Regions from separate parts of the Mus musculus genome. Here region 2 is linked to region 1. The links are chromatin loops, found by intact Hi-C in ENCODE. Cell type or tissue: gastrocnemius. All regions are shown on one strand. Each heading gives the region's core, and the rest is flanking DNA. Links, peaks and the distances in the headings are about the cores only. Region 1 overlaps Plcb1 (phospholipase C, beta 1). Region 2 overlaps Pak7 (p21 (RAC1) activated kinase 7).

Evidence for each region. A loop is a pair of places that touch in the nucleus more often than their neighbours do. Peaks named below come from ENCODE experiments on the same cell type or tissue, not always from the same donor. Only the 100,000 strongest peaks of a DNase experiment are listed, where the experiment ranks them.
Region 2: a loop joins it to region 1, with 4 times the contacts of the local background. A loop is called at or near these places in 11 of 42 quality-filtered maps.

Annotation. Positions count from the first base shown.
Region 1 is chr2:135,355,147-135,367,516 of GRCm38, reverse strand. It overlaps Plcb1 (phospholipase C, beta 1), which reads right to left. Exons shown (of 32, transcript NM_001145830.1): 24 at 7,731-7,863; 25 at 5,080-5,133; 26 at 2,530-2,749. Among named protein-coding and RNA genes, the nearest start is that of 4930545L23Rik, 150 kb to the right of the region's middle. In gastrocnemius, for the core only: a CTCF peak has its summit at 5,499 (motif pointing left); a DNase peak (open chromatin) is centred at 5,502.
Region 2 is chr2:136,141,665-136,154,034 of GRCm38, reverse strand. The region is part of intron 3 of Pak7 (p21 (RAC1) activated kinase 7); the gene reads left to right. All of the region lies in intron 3 of Gm14218 (a long non-coding RNA gene), which reads right to left. Among named protein-coding and RNA genes, the nearest start is that of Gm14218, 11 kb to the right of the region's middle. In gastrocnemius, for the core only: CTCF peaks have their summits at 4,320 (motif pointing left) and 4,882 (motif pointing left); DNase peaks (open chromatin) are centred at 4,332, 4,873 and 5,779.

The DNA.
Region 1 (12,370 bases), core at 1,649-9,648:
CATTAGGACATCTCATAAGAGTAATTTGTTAAACTCTTACCCATGACCCCAGCTCTGAAGAGGCTCCTAAAAACATCTTTCTCATTGCTGCTCCTATGAGGCAGACTCTGAGCCATATGGCTTTAGCTGGAGAATGGAGTTTCTTGAACAGATATGGCCATCGTGATCACATACATTTCAATCTCTACAAGGATAGCTGGCAGTGACAGAGCCACATGGGCCGTGTCTTCTTTCCTCCAGGTATCCACTTCTCATCCTAAACTCTCTTAGGAAAAACAACAAGGCAAGAATCCAGCCTTTGCTACCATTTCCGTGCCCCTCTTTTTTAGGAAAAACCTGTATCATCGCCCATCTGGACTCCTGAGAGAGTGTCCCCTCAGGTCTCTCTGTTCCTGCTCTGAGTCCCCAGTCCTGACAGAGTACCATCTAGACACCATGACTCTAGCATCACCTGCTCCAAGCATGACTGAAGCAGACTTGATAGCAGCTCATGTACATCTCAAAAGTGCAGCAAAGGGTCATCTTCCATGCAGCAGCTATGAATATTTTCTGAGGCTATTAATTAGACTGCAGACATTTCATCAAACTGTTTCCTTCTGTGGCTTCTCACTCAACCACATAAGTTCTGAATTACTTGTCATTTGCTTCTGCTCTGGAAGACCTTGGTTAAACAGTTCCCTCTCCTAGCTGCTAGACATCATTTGTGTCACACCACATGGGGCTCACTAGGTCTTATCCATTTTGCCAACTGAACTATTCTTGAAACAGGTCAATTTTTCCCGGCTTTGAATCTTCCCCTTGGCCTGGGACTGCCTCCTATCACTCTATGGTTGTGCATGATTGATTCCTTAGGAGTCACCTCATTCTATACTGTGACTTGTCAGAATGGCTCTCCCAGCTGGGTGTGGTGACATTTGCATATAATCTCAGCTTTTGGACAACAAGGCAGGCAAATTATGACTTCAAGTCCATCTCAAGTGTGGGGGGGCTGGTGTGCTACTTACTGGCTTTCTCCTTACGATCTACTCAGCAGCCTATTATAGAACCCAGAACCACCAGCCAAGAGGTGGCCCCACCCACAATAGGCTGAGTCCTCTCAAAGCAATCATTGAGAAAATGCCCTTCAGGCTTACCCACAGCCAATCTTATGGAGGCATTTTCTCAACTGAGATTCCCTCATCTCAGATGACTCTAGCTTGTGCCAAGTCATCATAAAACCTAGCTGGCAAACTGAGCTACACATGGTGATGCTCTGTCTCAAAACTCTAGAGAGTGGGTATCAGCTAAGTAGTGAAGGACTTGTCCAGCATGCACAAGTCCCTGGGATCCATCCTTAGCACTGCAATAAAAAAATTTAAAAACACAGGGGATGTTATCTTCTCTGAGGTCATTCTACATCAAAATTTTGTTCTTTTTGATAGTCTTTATGGTTATGCTGTACCACGGTTATATGTGTTGTCCATTTTCCTCGAGTTATCTCGATGTCTTGGGTTTCTGTTACTGTGATAAAACACCGTGACTAAAACTACTTAGGGAGCAAAGCGATTATTTCATCTTATACTTCCATCATTGAAGGAAGTCAGGGCAGGTACCTGGAGGAAGGAACTAATACAGAGGCCATGGAGAAATGTTGCTTATTGACTTGTTCCTCATGGCTTCCTCAGCCTTCTTCCTTATAGACCCTGGGGCCATTAACTCAGCACTACTGACAGTAAAATAGCCTTCCCATGTCAAACATTAATTATGAAAATGCACCAAACACTTCCTGGGGCAGTTTGATGGGTACATTGAGATTTTTCTAGTTTTTATAAGCTGAGATAAAACTAACTAGCAAACGTGACTGCATATTTGCTGTTTAAGGGTAAAATTGTATACAATCATTGAATTATCCACAGGGCACAAGAAACAAAATAATAATATTACTCAATAGCTATGCTAGACTTGCTTCTCTCTGCCACATTCTGAGTGCTTTGAGTATATGAGAGATGTACTGTGAGAGCCCCAGACCCCAGGATATCTGTCAGGCCATTACGGGTTTCAGGCATCAAAAGAAAGTTGAAGCTTCTCCTTCCTCATGGTAAACAGTCTGTTCAACTCGATTCTAGGTACATAAGAACTCCATACCCACACTTTGGCAGCTGCTATGGTGTGTGGGGATGGTGTGGGGTAGGGGTGGGGGCATCAGGGACCCGATATCTGAGCCAAGAGCTAGTGCTCTGGAAGCATAATTGTATATCTACCCCAGAATTTGTTCAAATGAAGAAATCCATACCCAAAGTACTAGCTATGCCAAGACCAGAGAAAGAAGGGTCACAGGAATTCAGCCAGCCAAGACTAGCCTGGAAAGCGGGGAGGGGAGAAGAGAGGGAAGGTAGGAAGGAGGGAACTAAATTTAGCTTATAAGCAACTGTGAACTGAAAATACTCAAGAAGGGCAGGGTGGAGCCTGTGGAGTGACTTTGCTCCCTGTGGCATCACAGCATATAAACCATCAACCCCCCGCCAGGGCAGCATCTCTTTATGGACTCACTTCTTCTTGCTGTCCTTTTTGGCGGACTTCTCCAAGGCTGCCCTCCTTCTCAGGTAGTCATTCTGAATCTCGTTGTACTTGGTCGTGTGCTCCTTAATGAGCTCCGTGGTTTTCTTGTGGTGTCTCTTCACCAGGTCTTTCATTTCTTTGTAGTGTTTCTTTTGAAGTTTCACGAACGATTTCTGTTGCTTGAGCTCTTCGATGGTTTGCGCCTCTACTTCTGCAACAGAGGAGCGTTAGGAGCTGAGTGACAGAGTGGCTGAGAGTCCAGGGGTAGGGACAGTGGCATCCTGTTCAGAGAGGAACAGCTTATTCCTTCCAAGAGTGGCTGAAGAGCACAGCCTAGATGTCAGAACTGTCAGTAAACTGCTCTGGCCACTAGCTAACGACTGTGCTAACAAAACATTGCAGAGAGCGAGTTCCTTCTTTGGGGCTTTAAGTTTGGTTTTCCCAGAAGGAGAGTCTAGAATGGGGATTTGTGTGCCTGTGGCTCCTTGTGAGCTGAGGAGAGGGAAAGTAGATCAGCAGTGGAAACAACCAAGCAAAAGCACGCACATCAATTTCAGTATGACTTCTGAACAATCCTACGAGAACCCAAGGTGTGCATGGCACACCGGGTCTGGTCTCCCCATGAAGGCCAGCTTCTTGTGAATTTGGGATGATCAAAAGAAGATTTCCCTTTATATAGAGGAAAATTCTGCAGAGAAGCAGAGTTAATAACCTAGCCTCACTATGCCCGGGAACAGAACATATCACATCAGAGGAAAATGGAGCAGGCCCCAACTTCATCCTTCTTAGGGATGATGGCATTTCTACTAAAGGCTGGTCTGATGGTTAAATAAAATAAAAATCATGGAAAGTGTTTTGTTGTTTTTGGTACCATGCCTTAGATCAGTGGTTCTCAACCTTCCTAATGATGTGGACCTTTAATTTTTCATGTTGTGGTAATCCCCAACCATAAATTGTTTTTTGCTGCTACTTCATAACTATAATTCTGCTACTGTCATGAATCATAATGTAAATATTTCTAGAAATGGAGGTTTGCTGGAGGAGTCATGACCCACGAGTTGACAGCCACTGCTAAAGCGACTTAGCAAATGATCACACAGGTTCAGCGTCATTCAGGGGATGCACTGACAAGGGACACACCGTAGGTTTCTCCCTACATATCAGGGGATATGACAGTCAGGTGTGCCAAGAAAGTGTCCTTTAATCTAACTTTCACAAAGGCTCCAGCAGGGCTAGGGCCACCTGTATGACTGTAGTGTTTTATCCAATGTTGAGGAAAAAAATGGTCAATGTGACAAAGTCTGATCTTAAATCACTACATAGGCACACTCCATCACTTCTATAATAAGCATTTGTAAAATGAGTTCTCACTTCTGAAGTCAAGATCCCACACTAGCTTCTCTATTGCTTTCTCTAGAATTACAAGAATGGGGTTTTGGGGAGCCTTTCAATGTATGGTGTCTCAACTTCAATGAATTATCATTTATTTGGACCCAGCTAAGTCAGAGTTCACATGTTTCCATTTCTTGATTTGAACTTTCTGTTTTAGGAACAACACCACAAAAGATACCATAAATATTTGGAACTGTCAAGAGGTTCAGAAATAATATATATCAGAAACCATAGCAAACCTGGATAGAAACGGGCTGTGCATAAACAGGGAAGCTGGAATGGTAATTTCTGTTGCTAAACACCAAGGCCTTTAAACAGTGCTTCCTTCTCTTACTGTGTGTCTGTCCTGACAACTACTTTTTCTTCTTATTGAAGGAAGAAGTTGTGGAGAGAACTAGATACATTTATTTAACAGTTTCCCTCAGGTTCAAACTGACTTCAGACAGTTGCGTAATAATGGCTGCATTAAGAATTTATAATCCTGAGAAACTTCTGCATTTTCTGGTAGCCGATTCCACCTCATGAGAACCTAGAACATGAGCCACAAACAGTCTAGAAACAGAACTCCCCGTGCTCCAACCCTCTAAGAAAAAGACAGTCTAACCTGTCTTTGAAAAAGCCTCCGGGTAAAAGACTATCCCTTGGGAATATCCCCAAATGTAAAAAGTAATGCTCATCTGCATAAAGACACATATCACTAATGGGTGAACTGTTCAGAGATAGCCACAGATAGGGTGCGGTGCAGACCCTGTGTGTATACACTTGCAGATTTTTAGATAACATTTCAGTATCTTGTTTTCTTCATCAGCATTGTATTGCTTCCCATGGAAGCCCTTTAAAAACGTGCTTTGTTGCCTTGTAAGTTCTTCATAATTTCTAGGAATGATTTATGTATTTTTGGTGAAATATAGCTGTGTGGATAAAGTTTACATATCCCCAATCTGCAGCCCTGCACATTCTTGCAAAGCTGACACGTTTCAGTCATGGTAAACACCAGGGAAAAGGCAGAGGACTGCCAGGAGCCGTGACATCTTCTGGAAACTGTCCCTGACTAGGTGTAATCCAAGGCCGGGTTTCTTCTCCCCTCTGTACACTTACTGTGCAATGTTCATGTGGCAAATTCCATGAGGAAAAATGGTTTATGCTCACCTGTTAACACGCTCTGGATCAGATCTTCTGTTTTGGCAGGTGCCTTCACAGACCCTGCAACCAAAAAGATCAAAGAGATGGCCTTCTTTATCTTCCAAATTTCTATCTCATTTTCCAAGCATGTTTGTGGATGGAGGTGCAGCCCCGGGGTAGAAGAGCACTTGGCCATCTGGGTTTCATCTCCAGGACTGGGGGGGTCCTGCCCCTGTGCCCCCAAATTCTAAGTCTCTTTAGAGAGATGGCTAAAAAGTTGTAGAAAGTTGTTTACAACATAATTACAGTAAAACCTCTTTAGTTTGTAACTTGGATTCAATGCTATGCTGATGAGTAACTACGGGCATTCTCCATAGATAGGGAGACATCCCTCTACTTGAACCAAAACAAGAAATTCAATCTCAGCAATACTACTGCCACCTTCTGGCAAGATCAGGAATGACATGATTAAAGAGTGAATGCTGACCAAAGACCAATCAACTTCATGATCACTGTGCCAAGTGTGAGGTGTAACAGGTATTACACACCCTCAAAATGCTTCTACACAGAGGAGTGGGAAGCAAAACTTTCAGAGGGAAGCCATTTTGACCTAGGGTTGGGACATGGCAACATTACCTGTCCCCACCAAGATGCATTAAGAAGGGCACAGCATCAAAACAGAAGCCCAGATTAATGACAAGAAAACATTGAGGCAGCTCAAAGGAAGCAAGGGACATTTTGAAAAATAATAAAATATCAGGGGTATGAGAAACAAGAGAGAGTTGGGAGCTGTTACAGAAGGAAGGTGATCGTGGAGACATGATGAGCAAGTGCTCTCACTGTGGGACCCTGGGTGCAAATCTAGGACAATCAATAGACCCTGGTGCAAGGCAGGCCAAGCTTACAGAAGACTAACTTGTTTTGAAAGCTTACTGTGTTCTTGCTGACTTTAGCGGGAAAGGAGAGTTTGCATCACAGAGTCTGTAATATTTTTAACTGTTTCCTGTAAGCCAAATTATTTTTTGAGTATCACTTAAAAATCAAGATGTTAAAATGGCAAATTCTCTTTTATTCCCAGAAGCAATAAGCTCAGTTCAGAAGCCCTGAAAGTGTTTGCATGTGGTAGATAATAATCATTTGGAAATGCCGTGTCCTGTTATGGTTCACTCTCTCCTATTATTGATTTCATAGGAGTAGAGGATCAGTGAATGCATGGTTGATACAAATGAAGAAGGATTTGTATTTATAAAACATATTCTCTGAAAAAGCAGCCTTGCCCATCAGTGAGAAGATCTGTATTTCACCAATTCCATGTTCCACTATGACAGAGAAGAAAACGGGCACAGAGTCACACTCTCATGTTTTATGTTATCCCCCTCCTGTTTTATTAACTGACTCAACTAGATGGCTCAAATGCATGCCACTTCTTGGAAGTGAGTGATTACAGAGGATGCATGAAGCTCAACTTGCTCTCAGGATGGCTTCTGTCTGTTAAGAGAAACACAAAAACACACACACACACACACACACACACACACACACACACCATTACTACCACCATCACCACACCACTCACACATACACATATATACACACCACACATTACACATACAAGCACACACACACACATATACACACACATACATACATACAAACACACATATATATCACACACACACCACCACCACAGCACTCACACATACATATATACATACATACAAACATAGACACATACATATCATACACACACATCATCATCACTACCACCACACCCCTCACACATGCACATACATATACACAAATGCCACCCCACATATATATGTGCATACACACACACATATATATATATATATACACACACATACATACACACACACATACATAACAGACATACACACCATCACCATCACAGTACTCATACACACATACACATACATATATACACATACAAACACACAGACACATACATATCATACACAGAGAGACAAACACTACCACATACACACACACACACACACACACACACACACACACACACACACACACACACCATACATACACTCAATTAAGGAGAGTGAGTTGAAATGCTAACATGAGAGGCATTGAAATGATTTGGGTGAAGAACGGAAGCTAAAAGCAAGCACTTTAGTAGTACCATACGCCCTCTGACCTGGCTTCCCTTCTCTGGCATTGTGTCCTTCAGGAAGTGCTTCATCATCTCCCAAATGAAACTATAGAATGCACCCTGCTGAGGACTGGGATGATGAGATGACCTAACTCAAATGCACACTCTAGCAGACAGCCTAGCATAAGAGGACATTTAAGGTTACTGGAAAATCAGGTGGTGGCAGAGCCTTGAAGTGGAAGCAAGAAAGTGCTTCTAAGGCATACTGGTAAGTTGTTTGTAGAACTCTTCACAAACTCAAACTCTATTAGTGGATGGATCATAATTCACCCCCAAATAACAACCAATGACACAGGTGGGTTTTAGGTTCTCAGCAGAGCCAGGTGAGTATCTGTGAGGCTTGGTAACAGTCAACCATGTGTCCATCCTGCCACCTGCCCACCCATATCACTTATAGTCTGCTTATATCCCTCAGCCATAGCTTCTGGGCCCGCAGAAGTGCCCAGAAGCTGAAGGTTGGAGAGCTAGCAAATGGCACTGTCCCGCTGTTTACCTGGAGCAGGCTGGCTGTGTGGAGCCTGGGAAGGCGGCTTGGGTGCAAGGGATGCGGTGTGATTCACCCCATTCTCTGCTGGCGTTGTCCTGGTTTCGCTTGGAGCCTCGGAAGATGTTTCTCCAGGGTCAGCCTAAGATCATAAACATCTTTTTAACTTTCTGCTTCATACTGCTTTTATTTTCTTCCTGTAACAGTAAGGCTACACATTATGGCATTTTCAAAATTCCTCTGGAGTCTGAAATACCAAATTTGAAACTGTCAAGAAAGCAAGATTAACTCAGCATAGTGTGAAATCAAGAAGTGTCAGGTTAATTGCACAATGTGCTCTGTTTCCACTCCAACTTTCTCATGCTCCTGAATAAAGCCTTCCCACACTGCCTCTGGATCTCCCTAGATGCTTCCATCAAATGAGAGAACAGCAACGTTTAATGCAAACAAAGGACCATAGAGAGTCTGTCCAGCCTTTACAGATTTCTGCTATAGTGGTAGACAAGGAGAGGCTCTGTGGAAGGACTGCTAAGCCCGATGTCCTGGGATAGACACCCCTAGCTGAATACACATGTGAGTGAAACAGCTAAACTGATCTCAGCTTGGTTCAGAGTAGCAGAGACAGGCTTCTGAATAAATAACACAGAAGGAAATGCTAGTTTGATTCATGCCACCAGCTTCCATGTCACAGCAAAAACCAAAGTGATGGGTACGAGTGCAGACTTTGGAACCAGGTGTCCTTGGATTCAAATTCAGTCCATTTAGCAAGTCACTTACTTCTCTGTGCCGTGTCTCCATCTTTATCCTTGAGGGTATACATGAGTTAGGGATCATAAGATTGCCTACCTTATGAGGTTTCTTCCAGGATCAAAACAGTTAATGTTTGGTAAGTATCTAGAACACTTTCTGGTTCAAGCTAAATAAGTAAATGCACGAAACAGTTATGATGGTATGCCATTACCAATGGACAAAATGAAATGTGCCAAGACTTGTGAGCCTGTTATCCTGTCCACTCCATCAGCTATACCCTATTGAAGGTAAGCATTCAGTAAGTGTCTGTAGCATCAATGCCGGTCCTATAAAATAATTGCCTCTATAATGGTATAGTCCTCCAACAGTGCTTCCCCACACTCCAAGTGCCTGACAGCTGGTTTAGACTTGCTTTCCATGTCCACAGCAAGTTTTTCTGGTGACGACTTTATCCCAGCATCTTTCTGTGTAATGCATTTATAAGTTATTATCAGGGATATTTTCTTCCATGGGTCACCTGGACGTCAACCCTGTGACATTTTGGCATGTAATTACAAAGAGCACACTGGAAATTTTACCAAAGGAAGGCAGAAGTATAAACAGCATCACTGACTCATGTTCTCATTCCCTCCTAAACTTGCTACTTTTCATCCTTGAAACAAAGCCTTACTGTACAGCTATCGATGACCTTGAACTCATGATATTCCTGTAGCCTCAGAGGTGGCATTGGATCAGTTCGTTCCCCAAAGCTTAAGTCAACAAATAGCACTGCTGATTGTCCAGGTTTCTTCAGTGTACCTTCTCTCACTGGGATGGAGCAGGAGAAGATAAGTGTTGGTACTGGGCTGGACATCAAAACGGGAGCCTAGCCATAGAATCTAGAAGCATTAGATTTTGCTATTGGGAAATTATATCTTTTGACAGATGGATAACAATGATTGGTAAGCTCTGGTATGGTCACATTAAGTTAGATTCCATTAGGAATAATCTCCCTAGAGTCATATGCCAAGAGGAATGATGACATATTCTTTGTTCAACCAGACATCGCAAATGAGAGTCTCCTGGCTCAAGTGCTGCCTATGGGTGGTACCTATGGTGCTATGTGGGTTTTTTGTTTGTTTGTTTGTTTTCTGCATTGGTTTCCTATATTGCCAGATTTTTCCATGCAGGACATGTCATACACAGAGAAGGTTTTTCTTGAAAGACAAAAAAAAAAAAAAAAAAAAATCAGAGTTAACGAACTGGACCTATAAAGTGGTGACAAGGAGAAGAGAAGCCATACCCAAACCCAGAGGAAGCTGTTATAAGTGGGACAGGCATGGTTCAATTACCACCTATACCCACGAGGTGTTGAAATAAGATGAAAAATTAAATATTTCTGGGAACTTACACATTTTCAAATGACCTAAAGGCTAAAGTGCACCTCCAGGCTGCACTGGACCCAGAACAGCCTTGTCTGCGTGCCCTGACTCGAGGAACAGAGTTTGCCTGGAATCCCCAAGCCAGAATGCTAAAGGGATGTTGTGTCTGGAAATGACCTAGGCCAGGAGCCAACAAATGTGCAGCTCTCGCTTCCTCCACCCTGCCAGACATGCGTCAGGAGAAGAGGGCAAGGAAGGCACTGATTAACAAGATTTTTGAGTAGTCAAATTTCCCAGGGGCCTCTGAGGATTTTTTTTTCTGGGGATAAATGTGATACAGTACTGAGCATCTATGATGGCAAACAACAAAAGACTGATGTCTGACAGTTTTGCCAAGGGATATGTAGAAAAGCCCCAGTTTCCCCATTGGGGAAACTGATAACAGGAGAGGCTGGGATTCTGTGGGCTGGATGGTGCTTTGTCTTGGCTTCATCTCTGCCCAGCCAGGTGGGCTGCCCTTTTGGCACCATGGCTGAGTAATCAAAGATGATATTGAAAGTCAGCACTAAACTCTATTAAAAGTAAGCCAGAGGTCAGATAGGAGACTTGAGAACTTATGATAGTTTAAGGTCTGAATAGTTTTAATAGCAGGCATTCTGTGTTCTATGACAGTGGCAGCTTAGGTGAACATTAATACAACAGTAAGCTATGGCTAAGATAGTGTCACACAGAAAGATGAGGGAATTACCAAAGAACTCACCCTGTTGCACTAGAATGACATGCAAATAATAAAATATAAAATAAATAATACGGTTAAATACCTTCAGTTGTGAAATACTAAACTTAACTTTTTGAAATAATTGAGAAACTCAAGTCCTTCCCATCACATAGATGTGTGAGCTTTAATGCAAAACACAAATTTTCTGTGTCCAGCTCAAAGGAATCAATACTTTTACTATGTTTCTCTCCAGGCCTCTCTATGACAGTTACTTTCATGTGTTTCAACAAAACAAGGAGAAATCCTTCCCCAAAGTGCTAGAAATTATGAAATAAATAAAGGCACCAAAGATATGTTTTTTATAAACTTAATTGGAAGGCCACTGGGATCCAATTAACATGAATTTCAATTAAGGAAGGGTCATATGGTGGAACTTCAGTTGCTCTTACTAGATTTTTGCTTGTAACCTCTGCCACCTAGTGGGCATATGGAATTACTACAGTATATTTTTCTTTAAAATAAGGCCAAAAATGGCTTTTAAAATTGATTTCATATTTAAAAATTAAATCTTTCTTTCCAAGAGTTAAGGTAAACACAATCTCTTTGAAATTATACCACATGTAAATCAGTAAACCTCCGTTCTTATAAGTTTTGTAGAAGGTACGGTGTACAAATAAATGAAAAACACTTGTGACCTGGACACAGAAATTTTGGCTTTAATAAACAAAACAAGCGGCTGAGAATACATAGCTTTAAAAAAAATCTGTGGGATGTTTAACATGAAAGTAAAATATCTTTCAACTATGAGATGTTACTGGGGTTAGTAGAGGAGATGTTACTGAGGTCACTAGAGGATACTGGTTATTCCTGATTCCTGGGCTGGTAAGACAGCTCAGTGGGTAAAGGTAAGGCCAACAAGCTTGCTACCTATATTTGAGCCCAGGGCCCCACATGGTGGAAGGAGGGAACAAATATCAGCGCTTTCCTCGGAACCTACATACCTGTTCTGAGGCACAATCATGTATGCACACCTCACAACACACACACACACACACACACACACACACACACACACACACACACACACACACTAAGTAAATAAACAGATGTAAAATTCATTAAAACACACTGTCCCTTTCATGTGGTTTTAGGATGACAGCATGTTGCCTTGGACCCTGGTGGGTAGGGGAAAGGCTCGCCACTTTCCCAGAACACCATGAAGGAGATTTATAATTTCAGGGTGTGCCATCCAGTCTCCTGAGGATGGATGTGGGCAGTGTTTATGGCCTTGTTAGAGGCAGCATTTTGGTTGAAGCAGCTTTTCAGGATGTATAGTTAAGTTGTACCTAAACTTTCCACTAGCTGAATGAACCGAGCTATTGTACCTGTCCCATCCCTAAGAAATTCAGGCTCAGTCCTGAAAAACACACATCTTGGTTGGTCTTCTCCAAGTGCGTGGGAGGGAAGCACACCGGCATTTGCAGCCCACTTTGAAATGCATTGAAAAATAAAAATAGATAAGTGGACAGAGGAATTTATATGTTATCAAGCGAAGAATGCCACTTAATTGTGGACTGAGATAAGAGTATCAGTTTTAAGATTCTTTCAAGTTCAAGTTGTACTTGAAGAGTCTGGCAGCACAAGTGATGGGCAAAGGCTTTACGTCGTGAGCAAGTTTGTCTCCTGTCTTTAGTTTTTGGCTTAAAAAAACAGGGGTTATTCATTTACTTATCTCCCATATGTGCTTATGTGCACTACATATATGCCCTTAGAGGGGAGACGAGAGCGTTAGGTCATTTGGAATTATAGTCATGGATAGA
Region 2 (12,370 bases), core at 1,433-9,432, 790 kb before region 1:
GAGACAAACAGAGGAAGGAATACACAGACAGGGGGCATACCAGGCATTCTCCTTAGCAGTCATTCTTCGTTTGCTTTATCTCATCCTGAAGTCATTGTCCTAGATCAGTGTTCCCCAACAGAACCCATCTGTGTTGTCCAATAAGCCACTCTTAGACACATGGAACTCTGGGACACATAAGAAACTCTGGAAAGGAAATGACAACTGAAGCACCGGATATTCCGTTTCTGTAATGATTTAAAACTAAATAGTCATGGTGCCCATATTAAACAACACAGATCCAGATAGTTTGCTATTTGGAGTCTTGACTAGCATAATCTCTAAATTTTGGATTTCAAAGCATTCAAATTTTATAAATTTAGATTAGGTATTATGCTCAGGCAGGAAAGCCTGTGTAAATATTCCAAGATCTGAAAATTTTCTGACATCAGAAATACCTGACTGGCACATTTCAGATATGAGATACTCCAGCATGATGGGCCTGGCAGCACATATTTGTAATCCCAGCTAATCAGGAAATGGAAGCAGGAGGGTCACCTAGGGTTACAGAGAGAGTGCAATAAAAACAGAAGGGGCTGGAGGTGTCGTTCTGTGGTAGAATACTTGCCTAGCATGTGAATAGTCCTGGGTTTAGTCCGGGGTGCAGACAAGAGAAACACACACAGAGAGATTCTCTCAAATTTATTCTCCTAATGGCAGAGGCAGGGGTGAGAACTTTTATGAGTGTGCTCCCCCATAGAAAGTCCTCAACAGAAACCACGGCAGGGTGAAGGAGGCAAAATACAGTGGACTATGTTTAAGAGTAGATGAGTATGTGGTTGATCCCTCAACCAGCTTCTATGTGTGAGTTGTGCCAAGGACATTGTCACATCTTAAGACAGCAAGTCTGTCCTTATATTCCAACTTGTTTATCAACCATTGCCTGAAGCCACTTAGCAGAAGGATCCCTTCCCAGGCTGTCTGAGGATTAGAGTCCGCTTTCCATAACCAAAACGGTGGCCACATATTTTCAATGACCCCAACAAAGCTCGTATAGGAATTGAATCCACTTTGAGGGAATGCTATTGAGACTCTCCTAGCAAGAAGATCACTAACAGTTTCATCTGGGGGAGGAGAGAGAGAGAGAGAGAGAGAGAGAGAGAGAGAGAGAGAGAGAGAGAGAGGGGAAGACAGGGGGAAGGGAAGGGAGAGGGACAGGGAGAGGGAGAGAAACTTCAAATATACCATGCTTGGCATTTCACTATATCAACAGAAAACTGTCCAAGACAATGAGACAATGGCCAGGAGCTGTGGCCCACAAAGACTCAACCAGTAGGAAAAGGGAGTGGAAATCTGCCAGCAGTGTTCCCTGCAGGACTCCACGTCATTAAAGCTTCAAGGTTTTAGATAACAGTACCATTAATATTTTCTGACTTCTTCCTTTCCTGGAAGTAGGTAAGAAAGAGTTCCTATTCTTAGAGAGGGGTGTAGAACAGAGCAGAGTGGAGACAAAGACAGTTTCTTCCAGTCTAGTCTCATCGTGTAGGTGTTCCATTGTGTAGGTGTGCCATTGTGTAGGTGTGCCATTGTGTAGGTGTTCCATTGTATAGGTGTGCCATTGTGTAGGTGTGCCATTGTGTAGGTGTGCCATTGTGTAGGTGTTCCATTGTGTAGGTGTGCCATTGTGTAGGTGTGCCATTGTGTTGTTTAGATAATAGCCCACTGACATCCTTATTTCCTGAACGTATGGAAGAAATATGGGACATATGGAAAATAAGGAATTTTTCCAGGCTATGTGGTTCTTTTAAGCTTGTTTGGCTGTTTTGTTTTTATTTCTGGTGTTTCAAGATCATTCCTGTCCTGAATTCAATAAAGTTTTTAAGGTACACACTCAAGTTCTCAGCACAGAGAATTTAATATCAATTATTTCTGAAATCATGTTCCCACCCACTCACCAGTTCTTCCCTTCTCTGCACCTCTGTCTTGTCTATGCAGGCACTCCCATCCTTTGTGGGTTTTTGTTTTGTTTTGTTTTGTTTTGTTTTGTTTTGTTTTGCTTTGCTTTTGCAGATTCTGAACTATCTTTTTTAGTTCTCAGGTTCTAAGTCTCATCCCAGCCTACTCTTCATCCTTCCTCCTAAACTATCCCCCAAAGTGCCCAGGTCCCAGCTCTCTTCACACTGACCAATCATCAGAGAGGCTCTGGCTGCTTTTTGTACAAAGCTGTTGTGTGACTCTCATGTTCCAATCTTTGGAGAGTACAGGTTTAATTTGTCCCTAGGCCTTTGTTTATTCTCTCTCTTGCTAGTTTCATTTAGTTGGGATAAAACATATACAGCACAGATACATTTCCATCAGCAATGAACTTTTTATCATCTGCTCATAACACACAAATGGATATGGGGTTAGCAGTGCAAGCTAAAGCTGTGTAAACATGCTCTATTTGCACAGTGGGAATCGCCTAGCGATTCTCACACTGCTACTAATGCTTAAGTCTATCTCTTTTCTCCATCTGAGATGTGGTTGTCCCACTGTGAGAGGGTGACAGACTGGAATCCATGCCTAGGAAGTAGTGGGCTAACAAAGACAGACAGCTTGTTGCCCCTTGAGACACAAAGGAAGCTCCGTTCCTGCTACTATCCCTGAGCATCAAGGACAAAGACACTTTTCAGTCTTGTCTTAGCTCTGTACAGACAGAAAAACAATGATGCCTGAATCCGTTTCACAGGTCTTCATGTTGCTCTCAAAGAAGCTTATCTATGCGGATCTTTGCACAAATGGAGCACAGACAGGTTCCCAGACTTATCTGTGCTCAGATGTCTCTCAAGCCAGACCTTACCAATGTCTAACTCTCCAGGGCCTAGGAGGCCATTTGATCTTGATCAAGAGAGGTAGTTCTGACTGAACATGAAGAAGTGCACCATGCTTGACTTATAATGATCCCAGAATCCTTTCTGCCTTCAACAGCCTTTCTGGAGAGGCTTGAATTCAAATTTCCATTTTTGTATTTCAGGTCACGTTGTTTCGACACACGGCTGCTGTGTCCTGAGATCAGCGCTACGTGCTAGGGACACAGCAGTGAATGAGTCAGATGTGAGCTCTTCCTTACTGAACCATTCATCCCAGAGGGGAAGGGCTCAAGGGAGTGATCACAATTACACATACAGAGTACGGAGAGGAGAAAGGGAAGTAGCAAGGATGGAAATAGCCTGCTCCATCCTCATCCTCTCTACCCACCTCCTGCCACGTTATTCAAACTCTGAAGGCATCACTTTTATCTTGGGACACTGTCTAATGGGTGCTTCAGAGGGAAGGTGACCACAAGGATAAATAATCCAGAACTTAGGCAGTTTCATGAATGGCTGAGAACAGTGGTGATCTGTCAAAGACTCAGGAGTAGAAAGTTATGTAGGACAGCTGTCTTCTAATGCTGAAAGACTTCCCCTTGGGAGCAAACTTCAGCACCATCTAGAAATCCCCTGTGAGTTCAAACAACAAGAGCCAAGTAGAGAAATCACAGAGATTCGGCGTCATGCTCACCAGAGCAGAGTTGGATACAGTGTGTGCTTTCTAGTATCTACCCAAGAATGCAGAGAGCACCAGCCATCAGGAACAACCAAGTACTGGCCCAGCTGCTCACATCAGAATCAACACAGCAAACAGGGAGGGAGAAGAAGTCAAGAAGAGAGAGGAGTCGACAAAGTTTTCAAGATTTGGTGTCAGAGAGGATGAGCCACTCGTAAGGAAGCTGGCTAGAACAAGGCCGGGGCTTAGCAACTATCAGCTGTCTCCTCCAACTGAAAACAAAAGAGAGTGATCGGATCCCTTTTCGGTTTTTCTTTCCCAAATCCTAGATGGTACTTAACATTCCTAGGCTTGAACATCACCATGCTTTTGTGCGGTTTGTTTGTCTGTTTGTTTGTTTTTACTCTAAAGCTCTTTGCTTCTATTTGCTCTAGTCCATTAAATACTAGAGCAACACCCAGGAACAGACTATGAGAGGACACACCTTCCATCTTCTGAATCTCCTCTTGGAACCCCCGCCCTGAAACACTGCTATGTTCACTCTCTAAGTTTCCCTTTAACCAGCTGGTTATTCTACTTACGGACCTTGCTGTCAGGCAACAGGCACTCCATAAATAATGTCTGAACTAAAGTCCGGAGCCAGGGTACCTTGCTATACGTTCACCTCAGCAATAACACTGGGTAGAGGTTCTTAGCAGAGAAAGGCACAAGCCACATAAAGTAGAGTCATGCATTTCAATTTGATTAACAATTTTAGCACAATAACATTAGAGAGGTGTCCTCTGACCTATCGAGTTCCTAAATGTTGTGAATTCCTTAAACTATGCCGCCCTCTTCTGGTGTAAGTGTCCCATTACAAGCCTACTCATCTGTTTGTAAATTCAGTTTAGATAATCTCTTCTTGTATATTCAATCTTTTCTCCTATTGCATTTCTACAACTTAAGGATATAGATTTAACATTTAAACATCCCTTTAATGCTTGATAATACAACTTTTATTTATTTATTTATTTTTCCTTTTTTTGTTTTCCATAGTTTAGTATTAATAATAATCATGGTCATGCTGACATTTTGAATGCTTGGATTCCTGTATTGTCTCTAAAACTGAATAATTTTCTTGGCTTTCAGTTAAGGGCAAGTGTTCCTGTTTCTGATGCACATTGAAAAGCTCGCAGGGAATAATAAAGTTATAAGCAGGAATAATCGCTTAACACAGTTTTCCCGGGTCTCATCCTCAGCTCTGTGTCTATGAAAATCTCTGTGCTCAAAGGCATCAAAGGAAACTGAGATGCCATCTAGTGCTTGGGAAAGAAAAGGTGCTCAACTCTGTTCGTTGCAGGCTAGATTTCTCAAACCTATGCAAAGGTGCCACCTAGTGGCCGAGAACAGCATCACAGCTTTGCACCTAGCTGCTTTGGGAAGCGGGGTGACATTGTTAGCACCTGTATGCTGTCATTTGGGGTATGGATACATTGTGGCTTTAATTTGTCAATGCTTCCACTTACAAATTAAGAGGAATTTGCATTTTAATTAGCAAAACTGATCCCATACTGAGATAAACAAATGTTATCCTCTCAACTCTGAGTAATTAGACAGCTTTCCCTTCTGAGTTATAATTTAACCTTTTCCACACTCTGTTGTGCCTCTCAGCCCTTTTGTTCCTGAATCACACATAAATTAAATTTCCTGTAAGAAAGTCTGTTTTGGAAAAAATCACATGTAGATGCTGTGACAGATATTCTGACAGAACCCCCAGTTAACAGCCTCTATCTAGTGCCTGCCACCATGATAGTGAACATCTGGAATATACAGTCACTTATTGTGACCACAGACTCAACCAACCGCTAATTTCACAGGCAACTTCCCAGAAGATGTTCTTGCCAAATTCCTGGCCTCCACAATACGGAACAAAAACACCTGTGGCTTTGCAGTGGTGGTGACTAGAGCATCCGTTCTTAGTCTCCTGCTTACTCCTCCAGCAAGGGGGCAACTCCACAAAATGTGATACAGTGGCCTAATGCAGTCATCTTTCTTGGTAGAGAGAAAAAAATGCCTTAATATAGTTTGCTGGTGGTGGATTGGTTTATTTGCGTTTCGGTTTTTTGTTTGTTTTGTTTTGTTTTGTTTTGTTTCGTTTTTGTAGACCAATTTCTGGATCAGAGAAAATTTAGAAGGTACAGAGGATCCACAGATACTACCACCCCCAGCCCCAAACATGCACAGCCTCTCAATGCCAAAAGCCTCACCAGACTGATGCAGTCTTGTGACTGAGGGACTCTCACTGATGCAAGAACACCAGCCACCGTCCACAGGTGACACTGAGGGAATGCTCTTGGCATGCACATTGCACATGACTGCCAACAGAGACTTAAATCTACGGTTGGGTGGCATGGGGCAGTGTTACTGCCCTGAGCATCCCTGTGCTCCAGCTACCCATGCCTTCCTCCTGTTAATCCTGGAAATCATGAGTCTTTTTACTCTCTGCATAGCTTTACCTTTTACAAATTGTTATAGGTTTGCTCTCTCTCTATCACATATGATAATGATTCTCTACCTTCCTGATGCTGCAGCCCTTTAACACAGTCCCTCATGTTGGGGTGACCCCAACCATAAAGTTATTTCATTGCAACTTCAAAACTAATTTTGACACTGTTATGAATTGTAACATAAATATCTGATATGCAGAACGTCTGATATGCGACCCCCAAAGGGGTCACAACCCACAGGTTGAGAACTGTTGTTTATAATCTACTATATATTCACCTAAGTACATGGATTTTTTGCTGGAATTTTGATCTGAATTAAGCTACATCTGTAGATCAAGTTGAAGTAAGAACATTATGTCATCTGATCCATGATCATGGAATATTTATTTGTTTACTCAATTCCTTTTTATATTTTCGTTAACATTTTGTACTTTGGAGCACACAGATCTTGTCTGTGTTTGTTAGATTTATACCTGTAAATTGCAATGAAGATGCTAATCAGAATGGTATTTTTTTTTTAATTCTGAGCTTCACTTATCCATCAATGATACACAGGAACCAACTGATGTTTTATATAAGAAATAATGCGATTTCTTTATTCACTTTAGTCTGTTTAATATTTCCTTTCTATTAATTTTTGGTTGCCATACAGAGTACTAGGTCTGATCATGACATCTTCTTACATAGGCCCTTATGCTTTCTTCTGGTTCACCCTCTTCCCTTTCTGTCCTCCCCCCCCCCCCCCCGTTGTTTCTTCTGTTCTACCAGGCTCCTCTTCTTCCCTCATCAGTCCTCCCTGTTTTCCTATTGCATGTATACCATCCCTCCCTCATTTCCCACTTCCTTTGAGGTCTCTTCCTCTTCTCTCATTACCCCCGTTCTGGGCTTTTGATGTATAAATAAACTTATATAATCACACATAACATACATACCTATCCCCACGCTGCAAAAAGTTTATTATTATATAGTTTAGAATTGTAAACTCTGACTCTTTTTAACTACTTGTCATTGCAGAATTTGGTTAATACTTTCTAATTTTGTACATAACTGATCATGCCCTCTTATTTTAAAAAAAAAAAAGAACATCATTCATTCTTTCTTCCGATCTGTAGCCTTCCTCAGCCTTGTTCTATAAAGTCTTATCAACTGTAACTTCTAGTACAATCTTGAAAGGAATGGTGAGACAGATCACTGTTTCCTTCTATTTTGCCACATCAGAGAAGCTTCTGGAACCAAATGCAGAATCAGTGATCGATTCTTACAACCGCTCTTCATCTAGTCCGGGAAGTTCTCTTCAATTTCTTTACTGTTGATGTGATCATGAGACTTTCCTCTGTAGCCTGTTGTATGAACAGCAGTGTGATGTGGGATTGTTATTGCATAGCCAGGATAAATCTTACCGCTTTGTGGTGTATTGTTATGTTTTAGATTGCTAAATTTGTTTTCAAATGAGGATATTTAGAGCTGTGTTCATGAGACAGGTTTATCTATAGATTAATTTTCTTGTGATAGAGAGTGCTGTGTTAGCCTTAAATTTTGGTAGAAGTCACCACTGAACTCAATTGTGTGTGTGTGTGTGAATGTGTGTGTGTGTGTGTGTGTGTGTGTTCTTATACATGTGATCCAGAGGTAGATACAAGTATCTTTGAGTTTGTTGAAATCCACAGCATGTGCAATGACAGGAGCAGCCCCTAGTAGAGTGTGTAGGCTGCACCTGATAACACAGGTTCATCAGCCCCCAAACTCCACCAGTCTGGTAGGCACCTGACTGATAGTGCAGGAGGCAGCTCATGTGTGGGGACACAGGACATTTCTTTACCTTTTAGATTTGCTGTGAAGACAAAATTGCTATACAAAAATAAACTACACTAAAGAGTATTACCCCCACACACACACCAAAAAGATGACTGATCGCATTTGGCTAGTAAGCCATAATTTGTTCAGTCTCAGCTTAGATCAGGTGTTTGTTGAAGGAATAAATGAAAGAATAGAAATATATGTTCTAAAAGAAATATATGTTCTAGATGTATGCACCATGTGGAGATGAGCAATCGAAGATAGATGTCTTCCTCGATTACTTGTCCCCTTACTTTTTGACGCAGGGTCTCTCACTGAACAGAAGCCCACCACTGCTGTAGTTACAGCCGAATACCCTATGCTCTGGTTTCCCATGGGTTCAGAGATCTGATCTCAGCTCTCCCTGCTTGCAGGACAGGTGCTTTTCCAACAGATCTGTCTCCCACCTTTCAAAAATTTTAATGGCTGTGCTATCTGTATTGATGTTCCTTCTTTCATTTCTGACAGTGGTAGTGTGAGTCCTCTCTCTTTCTTGGTTATCCAAGCTAGATGTTTAGCAATTTCATTTATGTTTTCAAAGAATAAGACTTTGGTTTTCTTGGGGCTTTTTTTCTACTGATTTTCTGTTTCCAGTTTCATTGATATATGCTCTAATTTTTATCTGTTTGTCTTCTTCGACCTTCTCCTTCTTTTATTTTATTGGATTTAATTTGCATGACTTTGATTGTTTATTTGTTTGTTTGTTTTGCAGTACTGAAAGGTAGAATAGTATGTAGTGACTTGATTTTTCTCTCTTCTCTCTAGTATGTGTAAGGCACTGACTTTGCTGCATCCCACACGCCCTGATGTTATACTTTCAGTTTAATTAACTTAAAACATTTTTAAATTGTTCTTGAGAATTCCTTTTGATTTGTGTGTTACTTGGAATTGTACTGTTTAATACCTGTTTATCTGGGGGAAACTTTCCAGTTATCTTTCTGGTATTGATTTCTTGTTTATTCTAGAATGAAAACATTGTATTATTTTTGTAATTTTAAATATTTTTAGGTATGTTTTGTGACCCAGAGTTATTTGGTGAATGCTCTTGGAGAGCTTAAGAAGAAAATGTACTCTTGTGTTTAATGAAGTAGTTAAATAAATGGACATTTTATCCAGTGATTAAAGTTGCCTTTCAATGACTCCTGCCTGCTGAATTTTCCTAGTGTATTAGGGATTCTGAAGGTTTCAACTCTAAGAGTGAATTCATCTCTTTCTCCCCATAGTTGTATCAGTTTTTGCTTCTTGTATTTTGCAACTCTATTTTTAGGCTCATCTCTGTTGGGGATTGGTTCTTTCTGTTTGTTTGTTTGTTTGTTTGGAGGATTTTTGTTCTTTGGCTTTTTTTGTTTGTTGGTTGGTTGATTGGTTGGTTGTTTATGTGTTCACTTGGAACATTGACTTCCTTTATCATCATTTGATAATCTATCTATTACAATTTTTCTCACTTAAAAGTCTGTGCTGTCTGAAATCATTATAGCAACTCCTCCTAGTTTCTTTTGATGGATGTTAGATGCCTTGCCCCATCCATTTACTTTTAATCCGCAAAGCCTTGTATTTTAAGTGGCTTTTTCTAGACCAGTGGCTGTCAACTCTCATAATGCTGTGACTCTTTAATATAGTTCTTCATATTGTAGTGATCTCTTGCTAGAACCTATGTAAAATATAAAGGCCTAGATAAAATTAAGATGCAGGTAAAATGCTAAAGTCTAGGTAACTGTTACTTGGATGGCCTGCCATTGTAAGGAAACTTTCTCATATGATTTTGCTACTACTAGGAAACTTTCTCATGCCAAGATTGATTGCATAATCTGTTATGATCTGTGCCCTTAGAAACCAGTCACAAATAGAAGTCAATATAACTGTTTTGCATGGTTACCCACAATAAGATTGGACCAGAACCAACCTCCCAGCAGAACTCCCTGCACCTATATATAAGTTTTTATGGCTTAAGCTGCCCGTCGGATGGACCCCAACATACAAGAAGTCTTGAATCTGGACTGCAGCTCTGGTCAACCCGTCCTGAAACATATGCTCAATAAACAATCCCTGTGCCTGGGGTAGGTGTTTGTTTTGTGAGGCAAATCCTGAACTCCCAGACCCAAACCATAAAATTATTTTATTGCTACTTCATAACTATAATTTTGATACTGTTATGAATCTTAGTATCTAATATGCAGAATATCTGATATGTGACCTCCCAAAGGGTCATAACTGTAATTTTGACAGTTATTAATCCAATATTAATATCTGGTATATGACCTCTCTCAAGGGGTCACAAGCACAGGTTGATAACCACTGCTCTAGACAATAGATTTTGGGGGTATTAATCTTTTATCCATTTTGATGATCTCTATGTTTTACAGGATATGTTTTGTAGAGATACACTTGACCAATAATACTTAAAAGTAGCCACTGATACAAATGGGTATGTGTTTACCATATAAGTTTCTATCTGTTGCTCATTATTTTGTTTCTTTTTCTCTTTAACATATTTTTTAATTGGTTGTTTTTGTTGAAGCTCATCCTCAGCTTGATAGGGGGTCCTAAAAGGGGTGTTTGGGATTAGCAGATGATACAAACGGACAGCTCTATGTTCTGCTCAAGACAGCTCTCTGCTGAGCGTTCTCTCTTACAGACCAAAGCACAGTTTGTTATTATGCATAAGCTGCTTCCTTAAGAATTGCATATCAGTTTGGTCATTTACACCAGGATCCCTTTTTATTAACCTATGAATCAGCATTTTATGACCTTAGCCCCAAAACTCTAAAGACAGCCACATGGCCTAAACTGCCAAGTTCTGCAGCTTGCTGGAACTGGGACAGGGCCCCATTGTTCTATTACATTATCATCAGCTTTCTGTTTTCCAACTCCTTCTCTGTCTAAGCTTGGCTGACCTGGAACTTGTTCTGTACACAGACCTTGAACTCAGAGTTCTTCGTGGCTCTGTCTCCTGAATGCTGGGATTAAAGGTGTGTACCACCATGCCTGGGCCTAAACTGTTTATGGCCACTATTCCTCAAGATCCAGATCAAAAGCCTGTGTCTTCCAGCCTCAAGATGTGGATCATAAGTGTGCCCTCCATTTCTGGATTGTAGTCCATTCCAGATTAAAAGTTCAAACTCTCCCTTGTTCAACATCAAACCCAACAATAAGCTTAGCTGGGTAGGATTTTGCCCTGAGATCATCACTCCCTAGATATCTTTATCTCCTTTAATATCTTTCTGACAAAGCTGGCTCATGTGTGCAGCTGCCTCCGTTCTTTCAGTTTGGTGAAGCCCCTCATACGGTTCATACTGCATGTGTGTACTTTGTATAGTTAAGAAATCTTGCACGGAACAATTTTTACACTGATTTATATTTTCTTGATTTCATGTTTTTGGGGTTTTTTTTCATACCCTTAAGGGTTGTCCTGAAGGTCACAGCATTATTATTTTGCTGAGGAACACCAGGCACATTCTTGCTGCCTATAATCGTGTTGTTTCTGATTATCATGGAGTCATTAATCTTGGCAGGGACAACATTACCAAAAGAGGAACATAAAGTAAAATGATTATTCAGAGAAACCGTACACCTACAGCAACCATCAGCACTTGAGAAAACCCATCATTGTTCCTAAATATTTCATCCATGTTTTACATCAATGTTTTTCTCTGTGTTTTCTGGGTTGAAATGTTGCTGTTGAGATCATTTGAAACCCAGAGATTCTTCAGCTCTCTACCCTACCAATGAGCCCATTAAAGGGATTCTTCATTTCTTTGGGATTAATTTTAATCCCAATCATTTTTTTCTTATCATTTTCTTCTCTGGCTTATTTTGCTCATTTGCTCTTACATGGTGTCTACTTTCTTCATCACAGTTTTTGGTATATTAATCATAGCTACTTAAAATTCCTAGTCTCATCATCCCAACATCTGTGCCACATCTGGGCTTGATGTTTTCTCTGTCTCATCAAAATGTATTTTTATTTATTTTATTTTATTTTATTTTATTTTATTTTATTTTATTTGCCTTTTGGTGTAATGGATAGTAGGTGCCAGGAATTGTGTAAATATGGTTTTGATGATATGGAGGTCTAATGTGGAGAGACTGCAATGGTTCTCTAGTCCTGGGATTCGATCCTAGACTTTCATCAAAGCTGTTCCCTGCTGTGTAAAGCCTCAGATTTACTACTTTCATTTTTACTCTAGTTAGGTCAGGTGGGACAGGATGGCTAGAAGAAATCAGAGCTGGTATTTTTTTTTCTCCTGAAAGATTAGTTGTGTACAGAGAAAAAAAAACTCCAGTAGTTCAGGATCTGGTCCAGTAAATTCTTTAGAGGAAATACGTCCTAAAAAGAGAAGGGTGTGGGATGTCTTAAATGGCTCCTTTCACCTTACCCCTTGCAGAAATAAGAATGAATTAGTCTGTTAGCAGTGATGGAGACCTAAACCTGATTAATTCCTGGAGGTAAGACTTAGAATTAAGTGGAAACACTCTATTTACTCAAGACTGGGCACTCCTGGAGATTTGAGCCCTGAGATTAGGATTGGCCTATTTATCAATCA